Linked DNA regions of Mus musculus: region 1 is linked to region 2. Evidence: chromatin loops called from intact Hi-C (ENCODE). Cell type or tissue: left cerebral cortex. All regions are shown on one strand. Each heading gives the region's core, and the rest is flanking DNA. Links, peaks and the distances in the headings are about the cores only. Region 1 overlaps Zmynd8 (zinc finger, MYND-type containing 8). Region 2 overlaps Ncoa3 (nuclear receptor coactivator 3).

The links. Hi-C counts contacts between places; a loop is a spot of excess contacts. Peaks named below come from ENCODE experiments on the same cell type or tissue, not always from the same donor. Only the 100,000 strongest peaks of a DNase experiment are listed, where the experiment ranks them.
Region 1: a loop joins it to region 2, with 3 times the contacts of the local background. A loop is called at or near these places in 3 of 42 quality-filtered maps.

What each region holds. Positions count from the first base shown.
Region 1 is chr2:165,804,941-165,820,873 of GRCm38, forward strand. Zmynd8 (zinc finger, MYND-type containing 8) reads right to left here. Exons shown (of 23, transcript NM_001363020.1): 12 at 15,602-15,748; 13 at 10,377-10,529; 14 at 7,409-7,918; 15 at 2,579-2,989; 16 at 247-437. Among named protein-coding and RNA genes, the nearest start is that of Gm11465, 69 kb to the right of the region's middle. In left cerebral cortex, for the core only: CTCF peaks have their summits at 4,018 (motif pointing left), 6,800 and 10,377; a DNase peak (open chromatin) is centred at 6,806; H3K27ac peaks cover 425 bases.
Region 2 is chr2:166,056,956-166,064,955 of GRCm38, forward strand. It overlaps Ncoa3 (nuclear receptor coactivator 3), which reads left to right. Exons shown (of 23, transcript NM_008679.3): 13 at 134-263; 14 at 1,687-1,881; 15 at 2,209-2,520; 16 at 2,740-2,866; 17 at 3,802-3,973. Among named protein-coding and RNA genes, the nearest start is that of Gm52534, 59 kb to the right of the region's middle. In left cerebral cortex, for the core only: CTCF peaks have their summits at 3,263 (motif pointing right) and 4,642 (motif pointing left); DNase peaks (open chromatin) are centred at 2,970 and 3,238; H3K27ac peaks cover 1,281 bases.

The DNA of each region.
Region 1 (15,933 bases), core at 3,455-11,454, 250 kb before region 2:
CCAGAGGCAGACCCTGCCTCAAAATAAAACAGAATGGCGCTGGAGACACAATGCAGGGTTACAGCACTTGTGTAGCAGTATCCCAAACCCTGGTTTAGCCATGATAGATGAAACTATCTAACTCAAGACTCAAATGTAAATTGTCCTTGGAGACCCTTTGTTAAAGCCTGCAACTTAGCCTTTTTTACAAACTACCAAGCCAGGGCCCCAACAACCCCACCCCAGCCGCAGCACCAACCCACTTACTTTGCTGGTGTACTTGGCAATGTCTGCGGCCACGTCGGCCGAGGCGGTGGCAATGGGAAGGTCGGCATTGATTGCAGACGCCAGGGTGCTTGCTGAGCCCGAACTGCTGACCAGGGCTGCCGGCTGTGTGCTGGTCACCAGCGTGATGGTGGACGTGGATGGGCTCTGGGTGACCTCCTTCTGCTGGACAGCTAAGAAAGCAAAGGGTCGGGTCACTCCACCCATACAGAAAAGCACATCCCAGCAAACAGCCGGGGCGAGGGAGGGAAGTCTTCTTATAGCTTCCCCTAGCCAGCGTTTGAACTACGAATGCCAGTGTCTCACCTTGCCCAAGCTCGAGCCTGGCTCCTCTGAGCTCTCTTCTCCACTAGGCGCCAACCTTGCACTACAAAGACCTAAGCAATCATCTTCAGGAGCTAACTCAAGGCTGTTCAGTTTAGGGGACTTAATCGAGCCTTGAAGCACCAGGCTACCAGAAGGACTTAACAGCTGGATGCAGCCAACATCTGAAGACGTGAAACCTCTGTCTTTCCATCTCTATGAGAAGGTAAGAACTTTGGCCATTCATTGGCAAACCCGGACAGCTTCACAAACAGACCCTCTGGCTTTCATTACAAGGCCTGAGCCCTTTCTACCTTTGAAAGTGCCAGCCACCCCTGCACCAGTCACCCTGGACCCCTTCCTCAGGTATGACAGACCCAGTGTCCTACTAATTAAAATCACTTCCTGCCTGAAGGGAGTAAGAGTCTGTCACTCATTAAAATCTCAGCCCTTGACATCTTTGGTGTTTGCAGTGTTGGGAACTTAACCCGGAGCTCTGTGCATGCTGGGTGAGCATTCTACGCAACTATACCCGTGACCCAATAACTTTACCGATCCGTCAGCACAGCGCTCATTAAAATCAACGCCTTTCGTTTTAATTGGTGGCAAAACAGTACCACGCTCATTGAAGTCAGTCCTTGCCACAGCGGCTAAAAAGGCAATGTGGTATGAAGAGAGTAAAGCCACTACTTGGCCATTTTAATCACTGGTGGTTACAGGAGCCTCTGCTGATCAAAGTCTGACCCAGCAGGCTATATATAAGGCGTGTTGAGGGAGTAACCACTGCGTCAAGTCTGTCTCCGCTGCTTTACTGATTAAAACTGGCCCTTCCCAGTTGCAATAAGCCTTACAACCTGACACAGGACTATCTGGAAGCTGAGGACCCTACTGCCACCAGGTCCTGGCATTGCAGCCACCTACCCTATCTGCAGGAGACAGCCTTAGATAGAAACAGAATCCAACAAGGGGTTGCCCTAATCCCATGTCCACTGCAGTACTTGAGAGCTCACTCTAGACCTGTCCAGCTTTTCAGGCCTTCTCCAGCCACCTGGCCTTGAGTCCCTGAAAGTGTCCCTGTGACTGACCTGTTACCTCACTGGGATGAGCTCTGGGAGCATGGGGGAAGGACAGAGCGAGTGTGAAGGAAGCTCCTTTGCCCCAAGAAACCAGACCCACATTAGTGCTCCTGAAGCTGGGTTCAGACAATTGAGCGGAGCCATCAGCTGCAGGACAGAGACTGGCCTCCAGCACTGAGTTCTCAGAGGCCGGCTCACCTTGGCAGGGGTTTGGAAGGAAACTGTCCCCCCTACCGATTCCTCACACTCTAAAGACTTTCCCACAAAACGCCTGGAGATTCCCAGATGCTCACAAGACATAGTCATTGCAGCATATCTTACAATGGGAAAAACTAAAAGCATCCTCAATGCCCACCAGCAGGTGAACACCTTAAATGAACTAGGGAATACTATGCAGCAGTCCAAAAGGATAAGACACAGACAGACCTCTAAAACATGCTGATGGGTGGGAGGGAAGGGGGAAAAAAAAAATCAAGAATGGTACCATTTTTGCTTTAAAAAAAAAGAAAGAAAGAAAGAAAAAAGACAATATTTTATGGTATAATATTATATGGTATAAAAACAAACGTATAGGCATGCACTGGGAGAGGCATAAGGACAACAAATGATTGTCACAGAAGGGTGGACAATGACAGGGACAGCGAATGGGCCCACATTGAGCATTCTGAATTCTACACACATATCCTGTCCCCTCTGTAAAGAGGAAACACGTATCACTTATAAAACAGAATAAAAAAAAATCTTTAAAAAAAAAAATCAGGCAAATAGTGCTAGCAAGCCAGTTTTTAAAAAAATAATTCCATATGGGATGATAAGGCCTGCGGTGACCATGACACATAGGGATGTAGGGGAAAAATTCAACAAGGGTGGCCTTTCTCCTGTTAGTGTGGCAAAAAGGGGGTGGGCGCCACAGAGAACAGAAGGGGGCGCGGTACCTTTCACAGCCTGTCTGGTCTGATATCTCGTCCCCTGGGAAGACTGAGGCTGCTGCTGCTGGCTCTGCTGTTGGCTCTGCTGTTGTTGTTGCTGCTGCTGCTGCTGGCGCTGTATCTTCTGCATGTGCCACTTTTGGGAGGACGTTTGAAACTTACTTGATGCGTTCCACACGACCCGCTGCACAGCTGGGACAGTCTCCTTCGGTAAGAGCGGCCTCTGCTTCTTCACCGGGCTTCCCGTGACGGCGGTGGCCGGTGCCGTGACTGTGACGGTAGACATCGTGCTGGTGGTGGCGGCGGCCACGGTGACCCCAGCCGCGGGTGCTTGGGTGGCTGAGCGGGTGAGTACCGGTGTCTCTGGGGGAGACTGGTTGCCCGCCGAAGTGGACGACGGTGGCGGTTTACCTATAGCTACAGCCAGGCAGGGTGGAAACAAGCAGAAACTGGATTGGCTTCCTGAGCTGGGACTTCACATGGCAGGCCAAGTTCTAGGTCAAACCCAGCAGAGGCAGACTGCCTGAAGGAATTTAGAGGGCCCCTGGAGCCCCAAGGACAAGCATGGTCTCTGCAACAGCTATGAATTATGCCTTACTGAGCACAAACTAATATCCCAGATGGAGAAGTCACAAGCCTTCTGGGGGAAGAAGAGAGCAAGACCCAGCCCCCATGCTGAGCAGTAATTAACTAGTGGCCCAGGCTGTGGGTAATGGAGACTGCCTAACTGCAGCCCTTCTTCCCCAGGAGGAGCTCTTGGCAAAAGCAACTGGCTGTCAAAAGGTGTGCACACCAAATCTACTTTCCCCTTTGACAAAGCCACTGGGAGGGGCGACCTAGACATTTAACAAAGGAATTCAGCCCCAGGCCAGAGAACCTTCTGTTAACACCTTCGGCCCAGCCTAGCCTGCATTCTGGATGTGTCTGCGCAGCCCTTCATGGATAGCAAACAATGCTGAATTTCCTATCCTACAATGGTCAAGTCTAAGCCCCCTTTTTCCCTAGACAGGCTTTCTCTGTGTAGCCCTGGCTGTCCTGGAACTTGCTCTGTAGACCAGGCTGGCCTTGAACTCAGAGATCCGCCTGCCTCTGCCTCCCATGTGCTGGGATTAAAGGCATGCGCCACCATACCTGGCTTTTTAAAGTTTTCTTAAAAGCGTTAAGTTGGGGGCTGGGGATGTAGCTCAGGGGCACTATTCGACTGCAATGACCTGGGCTTAAGTTTGGAGGGCTGTGGGCGGGACGGGAAGTCAGTGGAGAAGCTGCACAGTATACTGAACTTACTTATAAAGAGGAGATTGGGGGTGTGGGGGGAGCCTGGAGAGATGGCTCAGTACTTAAGAGCACACTGACTGTTCTTCCGAAGGTCCCGAGTTCAAATCCCAGCAAACACGTGGTGGCTCACAACCATCATCATGATCAGATCATGAGATCTGATGCCCTCTTCTGGTGCATTAGTGTACTTAGATTAAATAAATCTTTAAAAAATAAAATGAAAAAGGGAAGATGGTAGCAGCTGCAGAGGTGCCAGCTTGTACTATACCCCATTCAGGGTACTTAGAAAACACACACCAAACATGGTGGGGGGGGGGTGGCTTTGCCACCAATGGCCACATTCCTTGGTATCCTCTTAGATCCAGATCACCCAGAGAAACACCTGGAAATTCCAGATCTTGAGCAAGCTTCGGGTTACAAGAAGCCAAGGAGAATGAAGAGAAGAGTTGCCATCTCCTCTGAGGCGAAGGTCTACAGCTTAGTGAGCACCTCGCTCCTCTGAAGACTAGAGCTCCAGAGTGAGAGAGCTACAGGGAAGCGGGGCTGGCTAGTCCCTTGGCTGGCCTGACTGACATACATCAGACCCTGGCTGCCCTGGGTATAGAAGCAACTCTGAACTTGTCCATGCTAGGCAGATGTGCCTAGCAGGGTTCTAACAGGAAGCAGCTGCAGGGTGGCTTGTGCTGCTGCCGGTGACACAAATGTCATCAGGGCCTCAAGAAGGTCAGTTCCCGCCGGGCAGTGGTGGTGCATGCCTTTAATCCCAGCACTTGGGAGGCAGAGGCAGGAGGATTTCTGAGTTTGAGGCCAGCCTGGTCTACAAAGTGAGTTCCAGGACAGCCAGGGCTACACAGAGAAACCCTGTCTCGAAAAAAAGGTCGGTTCCGCTCTACTCTCCTTACTAGCTTTGTGAGGTATGCCTACTTGTTGGTGATTTTTTTGTTGTTTTTGTTTTTTTGAGACAGGGTTTCTCTGTGTAGCCCTGGCTGTCCTGGAACTTACTCTGTAGACCAGGCTGGCCTCGAACTCAGAAATCCGCCTGCCTCTGCCTCCCAAGTGCTGGGATTAAAGGCGTGCGCCACCACTGCCCGGCTGTAGATCTTTTTCCAATAGACAACAGTATCAGAAACAAGCTCTCCAGTTGTGCCAGGTAGGGCTTGTTAACCACAAGAATATGGAAATTTCTTCAGTAGGGTGAATTCCAGAAATTTCTTCGCTGATTTCTTCAATGGGGAGAATTCTGGGGTTTGGGGCGGGGTGAGTAGAAAGCTCTGGGCAGTTCAATTGTCTTAGAAAACTCTGAGGGTGTAACCAATCACTCTAAAGAAATGCAGATTACCTACCAGCCCCAGTAAATTGCTAAACTGGCCTGCAGAACTTTGCATTTGTAAAACCTAACAAACAGCCCCCCCCTCCATGGGAACACCCACAGTGAAGGGCAGTCATAAGGCTTTGTCTACATCTGCTCCTGAGCTGGGTAGCTGCACTCCACAACCCTCTTCACTTCAGGATGGACCAGAGGGAGCATGGCTGTAGAGAAGCTAGGAGCATCGCCTAGCCACCTCGGAGAAAGACCATCCACCCACCACCAAGGAGCTTCACAGGGACACCGGTTTACAGAAGTAAGTTTTGCCTCAGACCTTGGGAAATTGCTCTCTGATTGTGTTTAGTTCTAGAATCATCTTTCACTCAACCTACCACCAACTCGGGGTTTGCGGGAGATCCTGGCTGTTTCCTTCAGACATCACATCCAGAAACAGCTCTGCCAGAATGCTAACACTTCTTAAAATCATAACCTCCAATTTCCGTGGATCTTTCTGCTCTCACTGATAGGAAGCTCACGACCAAAGTGAAAGCTCCTGCTCACGATCCCCCGAAGTTGGGAGGGCACGCTTTGCTTGGTCTGTTTTGTTTGAGACAGGGTCTGATGTAGCCGAAGCTGGCCTTGAATTCTCTACTCCTCTACCTCCAAATGCTGGGGTTAGAAGTTTGGGTTACCACACCTACCTATGCTAGTACCTATCTGTAATATAAAAAATTTCCCCTAAGCCAGGGCAGAAGGCAAATCAATCGAAAGGTTCGTTTCAAGGCTGGCAAGGTCCCTCGGTGGCAGAGAATCTTGTCACTGAGGAAGCTGCCCTAAGTTTAATTCTCAGGATGCATGTGGTGGAGAGACCTGACTCGTGAGTAGTCCTTTGACCTACACACACACATAGACACACATACACACAAACCATTTAAAAAAAAAAAAAGCTTGTTTCGGAAAGAATAGGAGGTTCTGAGTGTCATGGGAGAAGGGGAGTCCCACAGTCCTGCATGGAGGAAAGGTCAGGCCTAACAAGCAGGCTCTCTACCCTAGGCAGATTTCCGAGGCCTTCAACAGGCCTTGGTGGAAGCTCAGGCGCCCTTACCCCCCCCACCACCACAGCACCACAGGGATCCCGTTCCTTTTTCTCTGCCACAGGGTAAGAACTGAGATTCTTGACCACCCGCTTAGGCATCTCACAGGGAGAAAGGTTCTCAAAGCCCAGCAAGGGCTTGCTGTAAGTCTCCCTACAGCAATGCAGGCGCCAATTCCCACCTTATTCCTGGTTACGATGAGAGATTAGCTCCTATCAGAAACAAGACACTCAAACAAAACAAAACAAAAAAACCTGGCTATCCATCACCAAACACACGCCGCACCTAAGTGATGCCGCCCCTCCACCCTCAATGGACCACTCAGGATCTTGGATGTTGTTGGATGTTACTGGCATCCTCCAGCCACCCATTTTCCCAGCCAAAATCTTGCTATGACTCTGTTAGGGGAAGGACACTCTTCACCCAGCCCTTTCAGCCTAGTTTCCAGAATGCTCACTGCTGCACATAGTCACCTCCTCCTAATAGGCACCAAGCCTCCAGCAATTCAGGCTGTGGTCCTCAGCCTGGTAGGTTCTGCCCACTAGGAGGAGACATGTTTGGTGGACGGATGCTCTCACCATCTAGTGGCTAGAGGCCAGAGTTGCACCTACACCACCTCCACTGTAAGGAGCAAAGAAATCCAGGGAATCCCAGGGCTCAGATACCTCAACGCACATAGGACAGACAGACAGACAGTCATGTCCGGTAGGTACTCAATGAGGTCTCTTACGTTTTCAGCGGTAGGGCAATTCCTAAGGGATGGTGCTTGCCTGGTTGTGAGGCCATGGGTTCAATCACCAGCACTTTTAAATCTGGTATGATGGTAAATACCTCTAATCCTATCACACTGGAGGTAGAGGCAGGGGGAATCTGAGCTCAAGGATTTGTAATTCGAGGCCAAACGGAACCATGTGAAACCTTAAGCAAGCAGACTTAAGGCTAAAGTGAACTCACAGGAAACAGGTTCAAGTCCCGTGGGATATATTTTTCTGGTTCACTGTGTTGAGGATAAGGTAGGGTCATATGCAGATCATGGCCGTCTGTACCAATCTGGGACCCTGAGACATTCCCTGTCATAGTGGGTTGGTGGTAGGGTGCAGGGCCTGACTCGTGCCAACATCAAACAACAGTCAGAGCCCGTGTGACTTCTGTGTGACTTACCGTCTTGCTTAGGCGACGGCACCTTGGGATCTTTCTTGTTTTTTCGACCCTCCCTCCCAGAAGGATCCTCTCCTAAGTCTATGACAAGTTCGCTCTCCGAGTCCGAATCCAAGCCCAAGTGCACTGTGGGAGAATCCGTTTCATCCTTTCCTTTCAGTTTGTCCTTTGTGGGATGAGGTGATGGCTTTGCTTTCTCTACAAAGTCCTTCTCAGGCTCTGGGCTGGCCTTGTCCTTGGCGGGTGTGGGGTCCGGCTTCTCGCTGACAGGAGAGTTGCTCTTCGCTTCCTCTTTGACCTCTACCTGGTTTGTGGGTTTGGGCTTCCTTTTGATGGCAGGGGCCTCTTTGTCCACCCGACTCCCCTCTTTGTCCTCGGGGTCCTCGGGCTCATTCTTGGGCTTCTGTTCCTCATCGCTGACGTACTCGCTGTCGCTGCTCTCCGACTTTTCGGAGTCCTCGGAATCGCTGTGCTCCACGGCTGTATAAACATCCTCTGAGATCTCATTTATGCCTGAGGTCAAAGAGGAAAAAACATCAGCACAGCTCAGCCACGCACACCGTCTCCGGTGGGAACAGCAAGGCAGAGGACTTTAGGGTCCAAAGAAGGCAGAAGACCTGCAGACTGTCGGGTTTTACACAGAGCTAACTCTGAGGCTGATGATGGATGGGGGTTGGGAGATGGGGCGGTTAAAACAGAGGCCCGGAGAAGCCAAGTATCTAGGCAGAAACCAGATGGGACCCAAACAAGAAGGCTGGGGCTTCCCCAAGTGTAAAGAGGCAAGTCCAGAAGGCCAGAGCCTTGGGGAGTGCACACGTTTGGGGGTGGGGGGTGCGGCTCAGCCCTAATTGCATCTGCATCTTCATCCTTCCTGGGCAATGCTGGCAGCTTTACCTGAACACATTGTCTTTTTGCCCTTTTTTTAAAACTAATTTATTTTAAAGATTTATTTATTATTATTATTCATTAGTACACTGTAGCTGTCTTCAGATGCACCAGAAGAGGGTGTCAGATCTCATTTTGGGTGGTTGTGAGCCACCATTGTGGTTGCTGGGATTTGAACTCAGGACCTTTGGAAGAGCAGTCAGTGCTCTTAACCACTGAGCCATCTTGCCAGTGCCCCCCCCCCCCTTTAAAAAAAAAAAAAGCTGAGAATTCTCTACTGAATTCACAAGTGAAGAACTTCAACCTAGGAATCAAGGCAGGGGCGTCTATTCAAAGAACAGAGGAGATGGCCAAACTGGGGTGCTAGTCTCTAAGTAGCAAACAGCGGTTGGGTAATGGGGGGAACTGCCAGACCCCCTTTAGTGGAGGCAGGTCTCTAAGTAACCTGGTACAAAGCTGAATCCCCCGTGCTGCTCAAGTGCTCATGGGAATGCACTGTCCTTCTCACGAAGGGGACAAGATGAAGCCACATCTGTATACGTCCCTTAAAGGATGCAGGCATAGGATAGCAGATGTCACGCACACATATAAGCCATTCCCCCAAAAGAATGGTAAAGAACCAAATGGCCAAGTCTCAGCCATGATCAGAGGGAAACTCCTGGAGGACAAGAGCCAGGCAGAGCCAAGGCACAAGCAGTTGTCAGCACGGTTGCTAGGGAACTGCATCTGCCTCCCCCAGGGCCCCACAAACATGAGGTCTTTAATGATGGCCCAGTCAGAGCTTCGTCCTACTGGAAGGTGAGCATGAGGACAGAGGCAAGAACTGTTATCTAGGGGACATTGGGCAAGTGGCCGGCTCAGCAAGCTTCATAGTTTTAATCTGTAAAGATGGAGCTAGGGTTATTCTATGACACCCTGAATAACACAGACACAGGGCTCGGCAGAACGTGGTGGGTCCAGGAGGGGGCAAACAAAGAAAGAAAATTTTAATGAGCAATGGAAAGACCCAAGAGAGACCCCAGAATAGCCCTGCAATCCCTGCCTCTCAATGTCCTGGTGGGACAGGGGCCCTATCAAGGACACCCTTGTATCATCTCAGGATTGAAACAAAGGTCCCCATTCCTCTAAGAATATCATGAAGGCTGATGCCTGGTACCAACCTGGGGACCTTGTCTGTGGGGAAGGCATGTCGTGCAAGAGAGACAGACCTGAAGCAATGGTGGGCCACTGACAGACAGGACAGGACCACATCTTGATCAGGATGGCTTAGCTATGCAACCTCCACCCTCTCTAAATTCCACTGAACACACTTTCCTCCTCTGCTTGTCACTAGTGCCCATTTCTTTAATTGGCCTGTGGGAGACAGCTGGCTATGGCTGTCAGAGCCTGAGCTTTGACCCTAGAAATCTATCTTAGAATCCAATGAGACCCCACTGGTCTCACACACACACACACCCATCCCCAGAAAACCCCTAATTATAACTCCCTTCTCACTTAAGGATCCAGGGTACCGACCAACACCAGAGACCTCTCAGGATGACCCTCACTCCTGGATCCCTTACTGTTCAGACCCCCTGAGTTAATTAACTCCCCAACCCAGTATTCCAGAACATTAGCTATATGCATTAGAGCAGCTGCCATGGAGGAGGCGAAGCCCTGTGAGGTCGGCTCCCTATTTGTAAAGATCCCTTAGAGGGCAGGGCCCACCACCCAAGGACCCCTCATGCTTTGGGGCAAGAAAGGAATACAGGATGACAGCCAACAGAAAATTAAAGAGACTTCCAGAAGGTGAAGTATGTGTGGGGTGTGGGTGGGTGGGCACACCTGTAGGGTTGGTCTTTATAAAACCCACTCAAGAGCAATGCTACGACCCCTGAGTTTGGAGGTCGTAGCACTCCCACGCCTGATGTTCTCGGGCTAGGAAAAACCCGAAACAGCAAATGTGAAATAACTCTGGCTGCAGCACATTCTAACTATCCACAGAGATGGAGGTCCCGGCAGCTGGTGAGGTCCCAGCGAGCCACGCCTTCTCTCCAGGTGCATCTCCAGAGACTAGCACCCCCCAGTGCCAGCAGCCGGGACGCACCTAGCTGTGCTTTGCAACTCTCTATGGTCTTGTCCAGGTTGAGCTGGAACCGGCTTCGAATCTGCCGCTTGGGAGAGATGAGAGGGACGGGGGCTGACTGCTGCTGGACCGACTCGCTCAGCTCCTTCAGGTCCATCTCGGCCTTGCTTCGATCTGGAAGACACCAGTATAGCCTCAATCAGACCAGGTTCTCACACTCCACCACCCACCACTCAGGTGAGCAGGGTGCTAATTACGTTTTTATATTCAGCCACAGCAGCATCCAGCTGCCCAGAGAAAACAGCATGCCCGCTGTGGCGTGGCGGAGAGCAACAGGAAACACGTGGCGGGCAGGCTAACTCCCCCCCCCCCCCCCCCCCCCCGGCCCCGGCCCCGAAAGGATTGAGTATAGAAAATGCTTATCCCAGCTGCTGGTAACATTCGCGGGCTCAGCTGCATTGAGAGAGCTGCCAATAATCTATCCAACCTCAATTAACAGGAGGGAAACACCTGCCTGGCTGGGGTCTAAAGACAGCTTCCTTCTGGCATGAGACATGGTACCCCCAAGAGGACAGACACCCTGAGCATGTCCCTGCAGTCTCCAGAGCTTAACTTCCATTTCCCTGTCTGTCCTGGCTAAGGACTTAACAACAAAGATAGGAATTAGGGAACCTGTCCTTTCTAGCTTGGGCGTCAGCACCCAAGGCAGGTTGGGAGAGAGGCAGGGGACAACTCCTGTGGTACTGACCTGGGCTGAAAAGTCTTCTCAGGCGAGCCAGGTCAGCCTGACACTCAGGTCTCCGGTTCCCTGGCTACCTCTGGCAAGATGCTGGCTGCCAGACCAGCTAGACCAGATTTCCAAAGACTAGTGAGTTCCCTGAATTGTATGTAGCTCAGTGCCCAAAGAGGAGAGGAGGCGGTGGTGCAGAAGGGAGCTTTGCTGGGGCTTTGAAAGCCCTTTGGTTGATCTGTTCTCCGCAACATCACCTCCAAACCACCCCAGCTGACCCCAGATTCTATCAGTGACAGAAACACCCCTTCCAAGCCCATTCCCTCTGGATCTGAGCTGCCTTTCTGTTACCACAAACCCTGGGCCTCCCTCCACTGCTGTCAGAGAGGCCACTCAGCAATCTGAGAGCCGGACAGGAGGAGCTGTTCCTGATTTTGATCCCAGCCAGGCCCCTTCCCGTGACACAGCATCCCCCAACATCATTCAGCTCCTGGCAGCCCCTGCCAGCCCACACATACACAGTCAGACAGAAAGCCCCAAAGAGCTGTGACCCATTCGTTACCACAATGATGGCCCCCACTGGGAGAGAATCCGCCCCCAACACGAGACCACGGACACACAAATGTATGTAGCAAATGTTCACAGCAAGTGGAGACACGACACGTGAACACATGCACACATATGTGTTCTTGTGTGCATCTAGGATCCGCTGGAATAGTATGTCTGTGATCCAGAGGGAAGCAAGTCCCACCTGCAGGTCTGCTCTTGCTTTCTGGACCTAACACCCATCTTGATGGCCTCCACTCCATGTGTTCCGTGAGCACACTCAAGCATGCTTCCGGGGGCTTTCAGAGATGAGGAGAGAGCATTAAGTCTTCCAGAGAAAGAGATGGAAGCTATTCTCCTTCGTCCACCTTTGTCCCCAAGCACCTGAAGCCCATACCTCAGCCGGTCTGGAGGACCCGGGTTGGGAAATCAGGACCAGGGGACAGTTTGCCTTAACCACTATAAGCCCACATCACAGGAAGACAGCTGGACCTGGCCTGCCGATGGGGCTGTGGACAGGTGTGTAAGAGCACACACTCTCCTTAGCATTCCCTTAAGGTGGGCGGGTGATTGCCAGGAGTTCAAGGACAGCTTGACCTACACAGCAAACAGGGAGCCTCTGCCTCTGCCTACTGTGTGTGCCTATGTCTCAAAGGCTAAACTCTTAATAGGAGAATCCAAAGTACCCATTTTACAAAGCAAGGCATCCCTTGGCCAGTAAGCTATTTTATCCTGTAAGAAGAAAGCGACCAAGGCATGAGGGCTGGGATCAAGACTAAGGCCAAGGCTTTTGGAGACGTAATGACCCATCCTGGAGTGCTGGCTGGGGCATGCCTCTCCTCCTGCAGGAGAGAGCATCAGCTCTTCTCACACTGTCCTTCTAGGCTGGGGTGGGCTCCAGCTCCCCTAGGCTACCAGCATTTTGAATGCTTCAGCTCCTGCTATAAATGGAAGCCAGAGAGAACAAATAGCCATGCTAGATAAAGGCTCCTCCATTTCTGTGAGGGAGAACAGAGCTGAACAGCGACATCACGGGGGCAACTTGGCAGCATCTCTAAATGCGCACGAAGCCCGTGAGGCCTCCTGCCCTCCCTTCCCCTTCTATGGATTTGCCTCCTATGTGGGCAGAAATGCCTACACTGTAGCTATGTCGGAATGGACAACTACGTCATGCCCATAGGGATGAAGGCTCCAGATTACCCTCAAATGGCACCGGGATAAACAGGAGTGCCGAAAACACAGCGGGGGAAAGATTCCTAGGTTGGCATCAAACGGCAACCCATTCTAGGAAAAGGAAACCAGGGGCATAGCCAAGGTTGGGGTGGGCAGAAAGAGACAGGACGGGAATATGATTACAGGTGTTCCTGAGGTGCTCAGCATCAGTGCTGACGGCAGGGGACATGGGGACATGGGGCTAAGGCCGTCTTAGTCCTAGTGGTGGGGAGTGCTGTCCCACCGGTGCAGTGGTGTAAAACCCCACTGTCTGCTCGCTCCAGCCAGGGGCAGCCACATCCTAGAGAACAAACACTGCCAGGGATGAGACTCAGACCTCAGACACAGAGGAGAGGGAGGGCAGGTGGCAATGTCACCTGGGAGACAGGGATGGAGATGGAGGCTCTCTCTGACCTACAGTGATGCTCTTCCCGAGGCTGGCAGGACCATTGCCGGAGGACAAGGACACACTGGCATTGTCCAGAGTGCCAACTTCCTCGGCTTCCCCTGTCCATGGGTGAGATAAGCAGGAGGGCCAAAAGTTCAAGGCCTGCCTTGACTTGAGGTCGGTATAGCTATATGACAACCAGTCTCAAAAAAAAAAAACCCAAAAAAACAAAAAACAAAATCAGAAAAGGCCCATCAAAGGGGATTGGCCATGAAAGGCATCACACTGACAAACCTACCAGCCTGGGTCTGGCCCTGGGACCTGGGAGGAAAGAACAGCTCCCCACGCTGCCCTTTGACCCCTACAGATTCATGCAAAATGTGTGTGAGAGAGAAAGATAGAGGGAGGGAGGGGCCTTTAATCCAAGCACTCAAGAGACAAGGGCAGGCAGATTGCCAAGTTCAAGGCCGGCCAAGGCTACATAGTGAGCCCCTACTTTATGGGGAAGTGATTTGCCCCATGTCTCCAGTTTGGCCCTGCTTAGCTGGACAGTGGTTTCTCACCATCAGTCTCCAGGACTCTCTCACCGCACATGAGTGGATACAGAATCACGCACACTCCCCTCCTCCCTCCAACCTTCCCCCCCCCACCACCACCACGCACAGCATTCTCCAGGGTCCCCAGTGGAGCCCCTACCTATGAGGCTGAAACCCCACCCTAGGAACCCACCCACGTGTCTGACGCTTTCAACCTGACTGAATGAAATGAGACATGTACTCTAGAAGGAATTATGGGGGTTGGAGGGGTCACAGGACAAAAATCATGGATTCCCCAGAGCCACCTTTGAGCCACCACTGCTGTACCTCAAGCTTCAAAGACCCAGGATACCACAAGGATGCCCAGTGGGCTCCGTGGTTTACGGAATAAGCTATTCCTGCCAGGCGTGATTGGCAGAAAGGAAGTGTCACCACGAGAACGCCTCTGTTCCACAGAGCTTCTGTTCAGAGTGTGAAGGTGGGAGGAGGCCCTGAGAAAAGAAACCACATTTCTAGAACAAATGTCCCAAGGCAGCAATCGGGTCCCTTCTGAATCAATCGAGGAACCAGCTGGTGGCTCTGGATGGAGTCCTAGCAAGGACCCTGGCTGTCCAGCTGCAGCCATAAGGCAAGGTAGGAAACTGGACTACACCTGGTGGCCGCTAGTCCTGTTGCCCTGGGAACAAGTGGTGTGGCCTGGATGGTGCTGTGAACTCAATACCATATACAGGTGGCCTCCCTCCCCCCAAGGTGTCTGGAATATCACAACCCCTTGGCAGTGGCTTTCTCTGTGGCCTCCTGCCCCTGCTCTTCCCTCCACTGATCCCTACCTGCTCCAGTGGCCCAGGGCCCCTGCTCCTTCCGAACATTCTAAGGCTAGCTCTCAACCTCAGGGGATCCACTGGGGCTGGGTGGATCTCTGCGCTGAGGTCATCATCAGCACCAGACACTAAGCTGCACCTCCAGTCTGTAGCCACTAGGTGGCAGCATTCAATTACTCAGAAATATGGAAACTACAGGCCTATAGCAGCCAACCTGTACAGATCCCAGAAATTCTAACCTTCTGCCCCTTGCTCCCTGCTATGCAGGCCACTCTAGGCTGCATAGAAATTTAACTGCAAACTAGAACTATATGCATAGACCTTGTCTCAAACACATACACACACACACCCCATACCAAGTGGAGCCAGGCCTGGTGGCACATGCCAATAACTACACTTGGAAGGTAAAGACAGGATCATGTGATCCTGAGCTACAAGGCAAGCTCAATCCAGATGAAAGAATTCACATTTTATAAAATGAGAAATGGTTACAGAGATGCCTCCTCAGTTAAACCGCACTGGCTGTAACTTTGGAGGCTCAGGACTGAGTCCCAGCACTGCCATGGTGACTTAGAGCCATCTGCAACTCCGGTTCTGCAGAACCTCATGCCTTCTGGCCTCCACAGGCAAGAGACAGGCATGTGGCACACAGACACTCATACAGGCAGCACACCCATATTCATAAGAGAATTGAAACTGTATCAGAACACCCAGCCCAAAACAGTAAGACTTGTAAAACTTGCTTCAGTCACATGGATCTGCACAGGGTGGGACTAGCTTCCAAGAATTACTTGTAAAGACTGGCCCAGGATACTGTGGTAAAACACCTTTGCAAGCCAAGGCTCTGCCCAAGGAAGCCCCTCCTCACCCTGTTCCCCGATTTCCCCTTGCCTCCCTCTACCCACCAACGCCTTTACATTTTCTGCAGAGAGAAAGGAGAAGTTCAAGGACAAAGGGTCATTGCTGCCAGACACACACACTCACATACACACACTTCTTGAAACGCCACTGACCCAAGTTCAGGTTCAGGATGCTCCCGGTGGTGGAGGTGGAAGTCTTGTCGGGTTTTGTCATGATGGGTGTCGGCGCTTGCGGAGAGAAAGGCTTTGGGCTGCCAGACAAGCTCCCGGCTTGCCCCGTCTTGGTGGAGGCTGGAGAAGCTAGAAAAGTATGTCAGGGTTAGAAAGCTGGCTTTACAGATCAGTAAACCAATAAAGCTCCCAGGGTCGGTCGGTCGGTCGGGGCTGAGGACAGGAGAGAAGGGGTGTGGCGTGCTTCACTGCACAAGTGCTGTTCAGGGTCCTGGGTGGGACTGGGAAGATGGGCAGCCATGAACTGCCAACAA
Region 2 (8,000 bases), core at 1-8,000:
TGTCCCGGAACTTAGTTTGCTGGGATTCAATGTGCGCACTACCAGTCGTTCTTTTTTTTTTTTTTTTTTGGCTGATGCCTTGATAGCTGCATCTGGTGTTACATACAGAATAATTTAAAAGGTTCATTTTCAGGTATCGGGAGACCTGGATAATCTAGATGCCATTCTTGGAGATTTGACCAGTTCTGACTTCTACAACAATCCTACAAATGGCGGTCACCCAGGGGCCAAACAGCAGATGTTTGCAGGACCGAGTTCTCTGGGTAAGGAAAACCAGAGTTTTTCTTTTTTGAAAGGTGAGGTTGGGTGGGGCTTTGTGAGGAGCCGAGGTTGCTCAGAGACAGACGTCCCAATGCAGGTGCTCCTCACTCGGTACAGTCGCATGTTCGCTTCCACCACGACCAGGAAGCAGCTGGAGGCCAGGCTGGCCTCTGCCTCCAAGTGCTGGGATCACCATGCCCGGCTCAGTAATTATTTATTTTTTTTTTTTTTTTTAAATTAAGTATAATACTTTTGGAAACAAGACGTTCTTTATTTTCAAGATTTATTTATTTATTATATCTAAGTACACTGTAGCTGTCTTCAGTCACTGCAGAAGAGGGCGCTAGATCTCGTTACAGATGGTTGTGAGCCACCATGTGGTTGCTGGGATTTGAACTCTGGACCTTCGGAAGAGCAGTCGGGTGCTCTTACCCACTGAGCCATCTCACCAGCCCCGGCTCAGTAATTATGATTCTTAGAGAACACATACCTGGGCCTTGGGGTAGACTTCTTCTTAAACATGGAGAATTGGGTTAAATGACCCAAACTGGATTAAATATGTCATTTTTGGTCCTTAAAGAAGGTCCTTGTATTTAACCCTGAGAGGTGCCTCTTCTCATTGTTTTGGTCTTTGCAGGAACCCTTCTCTCCCCCTTCTTTGTTTCTTTCTATCTTTTGCATCAGACTCCTCTCCTCCCCTCTCTTTCTTTGAGAAAGGGTAACCCTGGCCTTGAAATCACCAAGATTCATTTGCCTCTGCCTTCTGAGTGCTGGACTAAAGGCATGGCCTCCACACTTACTTAATTCCTTCCTTCCTTCCTTCCTTCCCTCCCTCCCCCCCTCCCTCCCTCCATTTTTTTGCAACAGGGTCTCATTACCTTCAGTTTTACTGTTTCCTAAACTGACTGGTCAGATTAGTCAAAGAGGTTGGGAAGAAACTGTGCACTTATTTGATTGGAAGGCAGCTTAACTTTTTGTTTTTATTGTAAAATTGTAAGTAGAGAATCTACTTCATAAGTGCGTACGTGGAAGCATCTCTAGGAATTAAAAGCATCTGTCCATTTTCTGTCTCCATCTCCCTCCTTCCTTTGTGTTGTTGGGCATCTGCATTCAGAGTCTCATGCTCCTTCAACATGGCCTACTGAGCCTCAGTGCTCAGCCTTGCCGTGGCATTCTGAGATAGGCATTGGACATGACCGTATTCGGCTACAGCTGAATGCTAGCTAGCACTTTGGCCAACATACAGACTTTTGTTTGTACTTTATTTGGAATTTGGGTTTTTTCTTTTCTTTTTGACATAAATATTTATTTTGTAGAAGAAAATGGTAGTGTTTGTTTTTATGAGAAAGGCTTTTTGTAGGGGGCTTAGTGTTTGATAGTTGCCCTTGATTATACTAATGTGGCAAGCTTCTGTGTTTTCAACAGGTTTGCGAAGTCCACAGCCTGTGCAGTCTGTTCGTCCTCCATATAACCGAGCGGTGTCTCTGGATAGCCCTGTGTCTGTTGGCTCAGGTCCGCCAGTGAAGAATGTCAGTGCTTTCCCTGGGTTACCAAAACAGCCCATACTGGCTGGGAATCCAAGAATGATGGATAGTCAGGAGAATTACGGTGCCAACATGGGTAGGTCATGTCTAAGTGTGGTCATTTCCTTAAACATGGAACTCAAGTAACAGCCTTAATATTTTAAGTTATTATTACTATATTTTTAATATAGTGCTCCTTCCATTGAACCATGGTGTCTTTTAAATATCCCGTTGGTTCAGAACACCTTTCTAACCTGTAACAAATACGTGAGAGTAGAGGCTTCTAGATACTGTCTTTGTAGGTGACAGCCCTACTCTCAGGGTGACAGTCCTGGCTACTGTAGTAAATAATGGTTCTCCCAGTGCACGAAGGGCTTTTGTGTGATGTGCTGGGTCAGACCTGATGAGCCCTCCCTAATTTTAGGCCCAAACAGAAATGTTCCTGTGAATCCGACTTCCTCCCCCGGAGACTGGGGCTTAGCTAACTCAAGGGCCAGCAGAATGGAGCCTCTGGCATCAAGTCCCCTGGGAAGAACTGGAGCCGATTACAGTGCCACTTTACCCAGACCTGCCATGGGGGGCTCTGTGCCTACCTTGCCACTTCGTTCTAATCGACTGCCAGGTGCAAGACCATCGTTGCAGCAACAGCAGCAGCAACAGCAGCAACAGCAACAACAACAGCAGCAACAGCAGCAGCAACAGCAGCAGCAGCAACAGCAGCAGATGCTTCAAATGAGTAAGCTGTCCCTTTCAATAAAAAATGGAAATCCCCTTTTTCGGCATAGGGGCAGGGTTGAACACAGGGTTTCTCTGTGTAGCACTGGCTGACCTGAAATTCACTCTGTAGACCAGGCTGACCTTGAGAACTCAGAGATCCACCTGCCTCTGCCTTGTGAGTGTTGGAATTAAAGGTGTGTGCCACCACCTGGCTGAAAATTTTGATTTGCTCCCCCAGGAACTGGTGAGATTCCCATGGGAATGGGAGTCAATCCCTATAGCCCAGCAGTGCCGTCTAACCAACCAGGTTCCTGGCCAGAGGGCATGCTCTCTATGGAACAAGGTCCTCACGGGTCTCAAAATAGGTAGGGTTTTATTTTGGGATGTGGGAATGCTTGCACTGGATTTAAGAGTGTGGGCAGGAGCAACCCTGGGAGAGTATGGAGAGACTGTTGACTTTGCCATCTGCTGGTGCAGGAAGCAGAGGCATCTGGAGGGTGGGAGGAGGCAGAACTACAGTTCAGCCTTCAAGACTTCCAAAAGGCTTCTTAGCAGTAATCTCCCATGCATTAGTAGCAGTTGGGAAAGACATGTTCTCATGGAGCCGATTACAGTGCCACTTTACCCAGACCTGCCATGGGGGGCTATTCAGATACTGTGCCTCAGTTTTTTTTTTGGGGGGGGGCGGGGCGGGGGTTGAGTGTTTGACTTCATGTATGACTGTGCATCACATTTGTGCAGTGTCCAAGGAGGCCAGAAGAGGGCGCCAGGTCCCCGACTGGAGTGCATCTTGGGCCTTCTTGTGCTTGCTCTACTCACAACTGCTGAGCCATCTCTCCATTATCTTTTAAAATCATCTACAACATTTCAGTAGTACAGATGGGAGTGAACTATTGTACTATCTTTTACTTTTTTTTTTAATGAAAGAAAAAGACTGGGAGTTTATTCTACATTTTAGCTTTAATTTGTTTAATAAACTACCTCTGAGAAATATCCCAGCCATGTCTTCTTTTTAAAAATTCTGTGTTTATGCAGAGGCTAGAGGTCAGCTGAAACACATACATCTCATAGTGCATACTTCAGTGTCATTGTGGGCATTGTATTACCATCAGCATTTACCACTAAATAGGAGAGACTGGTGGGTGTGAGTTTGAGGCTAGACTCTCAGAAAACTTAAAAGCCTAACAAGCTCTTCATCAGAAGAGCACTGGTTTGGTTTTTTTGTGGTCCTTGGTGTAGAACATAGGACCTCACCAACTCTAACCAAGCTGCATTGGAGCTGACTCACGTCTCTCTCTAGGCCTCTTCTTAGAAACTCTCTGGATGATCTGCTTGGGCCACCTTCTAACGCAGAGGGCCAGAGTGACGAGAGAGCTCTGCTGGACCAGCTGCACACACTCCTGAGCAACACAGATGCCACAGGTCTGGAGGAGATCGACAGGGCCTTGGGAATTCCTGAGCTCGTGAATCAGGTGAGTTGCAGTCTGTGAGAGCTGAAGAGCGTGGCAGTGAGTATGTCTTCATATTCATGGAGACAAACACAGCTTAAATTTAGACTGTGTACCTTTGTGTCACTTGTGAGAAAGTGTGAGTATTTGTCCCTTGTTTTACTACAGCCAAAGAAAACATCTAATGAAAACACTAGTTTTAAGAATGCTGCTTACTTAAATTTTTTAGTTTAACTTTATGATAATGGATATTTGTTTGTATGTACATCTGGTACATCTGTGCACTATGTACATTTTTGTGCCCACATAGGCCAGAAGAGAGTTTTGGATTCTTTGGGACTGAAATTACAGATGGCTGAGAGCTACCATATAGTTCTAGGAACAGACCCTAGCACCCACATCTCTGGCCCTAATAATAATTACCTAACTTTAAAAAAAATTAGATTTATTAATTTGACTTTATTATGTATGTGTTTTGCTTATGTGCGTATGTGTGTGCTTGGTACCTGCAGATGTTAGAAAAGGGTATTAGCTCACTTGGGGCTGGATTTAAAGATGGTTCTGAGCTAAAATGTGTGTTCTGGGACCTGGAACAGGGTCCTTGTCAAGAGCCCTCTCTTGGGCTGGAGAGATGACTCAGTGGCTAAGAGCACTGACTGCTCTTCCAGAGGTCCTGAATTCAATTCCCAGCAACCACATGGTGGCTCACAATCATCTGTAATGGGATCTGATGCCCTCTTCTGGTGTGTCTGAAGACAGCTATAATTGCACTCATACATGAAATAAATAAGAGGTGGCCTTCTCTTAGCCCCACCAAATGCTGCTTACTTTTATAACTTTTTCTTCAGTCTGTAGCCAACCTGTTAGGTGTGCCCAGTGTGCTGGTGAGGCAGGCCATGGGTAAACATGTTTACAGTGGCAAATTAGGTCATTGTCATCTCTTGCCTCTTTGTATACTCATCTCATGAAAATACACTTTTACAAGTTTATTTTGTTTTTCAGGAAAGACAGGATTTCTTCTCTGTGTAGCCTCCTGGCTGTCTTGGAACTCTGTAGACCAAGTGAGAGTAAGAGCCATTACTCAGAATCTTTGGTCAAATGAAGCAAGCTCTATTTTCTTCCAGACAGTGTTATTTCTCTAAAGCAGGGCTTGAGAAAACAGCATTGGACGTAGGAGAAGGTAGGGTTTATGAGAGAGCCTCAAAACTTCAAGTCTAGGGGGCTCTCAAGGGGTTTTCATTCTGTAGGAACTTGGCAGAACACTCAAAATTATTTGGCAGAGCATCTTATTAGGGTGAAGGTTAGGGGATAGGGTGTGGAACATGTCAAATTCCAGAAAATGGGTCAAGACATGGTTAAACCAAAGTTTTACAGAAAACAGAAATGAACTTATAATGACCTTGTAACTGGATAGCTGGTCTATCACATCAGGACCTTGTCACAGAAAGGAAAATGGCATTTGTTGTTTTTCTAGATGAGTAGTTTCAGTTTTTTCTCTCTCAGCTCCATTGTGTGGCTTAGGCATATGACCACACAAATAACAGAGCGTGTTTATTTAAAAAGATATTTACTAATATGATAGACTGGCTCTCACTATACTTTCTTGCAAGCTTGTTTGCTGGCCACGCATCTGTGCTCTAGAGTTTTCTAATGGGGTTTTGATTTTCTTGCTATGTGAGCGAGTTCAGGCTCAGCTGGCATGGCGGTTCAGGCTGAGCTGTCTGGTTTCATGAAGGTGCAGAGCTCATGCCGAGTCTTTGCAGTGTTGATGTTACCAGGCTGGCCATTTGTAGCGTGACACTCAGATGCTGGGCAATGCCCACTGTGAGCGTTTGCTGCTCCTTCCTTCTTTGTCATGGCTTGGCTTTAGCTTTATTTCCAGCTTAAGAGTGTTGCCGGGCATGGTGGGGCACAGCTTCAGCTTCAGCAATGAGGAGGCTGCTCCCTTGAGTTCCAGGCTATCCGGGTCTACAAGGTTCTAGGACATCCGGGGCTACATAGAAAAATCCTGTCTTGAAAAATAAAACAGACTCCCCACGCCCAAACACACACACACACACACACACACACACACACACACACACACACACCATCAAAAATTTCAAAATTGTGTTTAATACCCACAGTAATTTATTATAACAGTAAAATGCTGGTGAAATCTCAGAAGCGAGGTTGTTAACTGGGAAGCATTAAATGGTATCTAAGACATCTATAAAGACAGCCATAGGTGACAAGCGACACAGTGATCAGATAGTCTAGCAAGTACTGTTCTGTGGGCTGGCCCAAACTGGCACCACGACGCGTCAAGGTCTCCATGAAAGTGGAATTCGAGAAGTAGCTTCACAAAGCTGTCCTCTGACCTCCACATGTGCACATGCCACAACAGAGAAAGTAAGGTGAAAGTGTTACGGGAATTGTCAGCACAGTAGGTAGGATGATGTCTGTGATCCAGACAGGAAGTGTAGAACATGCTGAATAAATAGCCCGGGGACTGGTGACATGGTCTACTGTGAGTGGCCAGCAGCGGCTGCATGGAAGTCTCGGATATCTGGCTAAATTCTGCTTATACTGTGGGTTAGGTTGGGTCTCAGAACCTTCTGAATTCTTTACATTCATTTTAGTAGTCTGCCCAAGAGAAGGGAGATGAATGCATGTTGTAGGGCCGTGGGTGTGGGGGAATATAGGGAGTGGGAGAGAACCTGCATCCCACCAGAGTTCCGTTGCGGATGCGGGTGAGTAAGAAAGGTGAGAGCTTAAGAGAGAGGAGGGACCAAGCAGCCCCTTGATCTTGTAGTTGCAGGGTAGCTGTGGGGAGAAGCACTCCTGGCTAATGTCAGGTAACTGTGAGGGTGGAGTCTAGCTAGAATGCCAGGAGCTTGGGGCTTTGTTTGCGTGACTGATTGTCACAGAATTATGGAGCTGGGGGCTCTGTGGTGTCAGGCACCTGTCTCTGGGAACGTGGCTCACTGTTCCCTCCCTCTACTGGGTCACCTGAGCAAGCTCAACCAAAACAGGCTGCCCTTCACTGTCCCACACATATAGTTTGCGTGTTCAACGTAACATATAACTGCTTTATCAAAGATGTTGTATCTGGTGTGAGCAGGTTGGAATGATAAGATAGTAGAAGCATAAATACCCGTCACTGCAAGGGTCCACAGGAATCATGGGAAGGGTCCTGGGAGTGGGCCTCGTAGACTAGAAGGATAGTGAGGAGTAGTGAGGAGGCGGGAGGAAGGAGTCCTGGGGAGATTGGAGGAAAGCGGCTTTTCTATCTAGTGGGGAAGTGGGAGAATTGTAAATTCGTGATTTCTACTCTGCAGACTAAGTTTGAGTGCTGGGGACACCCAGATTCATTTGCATAAGCCAAGTGAGTTCAGAAATGTTTCGGGTAGAACGCATAATTTGATAGCTAGTTATCCTCTGTGTCTGAGCGTACCCAGACAGGAAACACTGTGAGAGAAGAGGAAAACCTGAGAAGGAACTTCAGTGTACACTCGACCCTTACCCAAGCAAGGGAAGGCTGCAGTGGGAGAGCATAGGTGGCAGAGCAGAATTGCAGGACAGGCTGCTCACTGTGTTCTTGGTTTGGGGGCCTGGGAGAAGGCAGAGGTGCACAGTGCACCCGACATTTCCTTTGGAACATGCCATCTGTTGCCAAGTAGACCTGTTGAGGATCAGTGGTGAGTGACCACCTTTAGTGTCTAACTGGGGAGTGCACTCAGAGATGGAGATCTGCAGAGGTGCTTTTCCTGGCTGACCTATTATTACCTAAATCATCTCTTGCTATTCACAAATTATGGGAGAACAACAGATTTGTAAAGTTTTATTACACTTTATTTTGTGTGTGTCTGTGCAGATTGCATGCACATTACAGACATGGAGCTCAGAGGACCACCTCTGGGAGTCAACTGTCAGCATTTGTGGCAGAGGCATCGAGTGGCACTGAGTCATTTCACCAGTCCTAAAGTGTGTGTGTGTGTGTGTGTGTGTGTGTGTGTGTGTGTGTGTAAGTGTGTGTGTGTGTGTGTGTGTGTAAGTGTGTAAGTAAGGG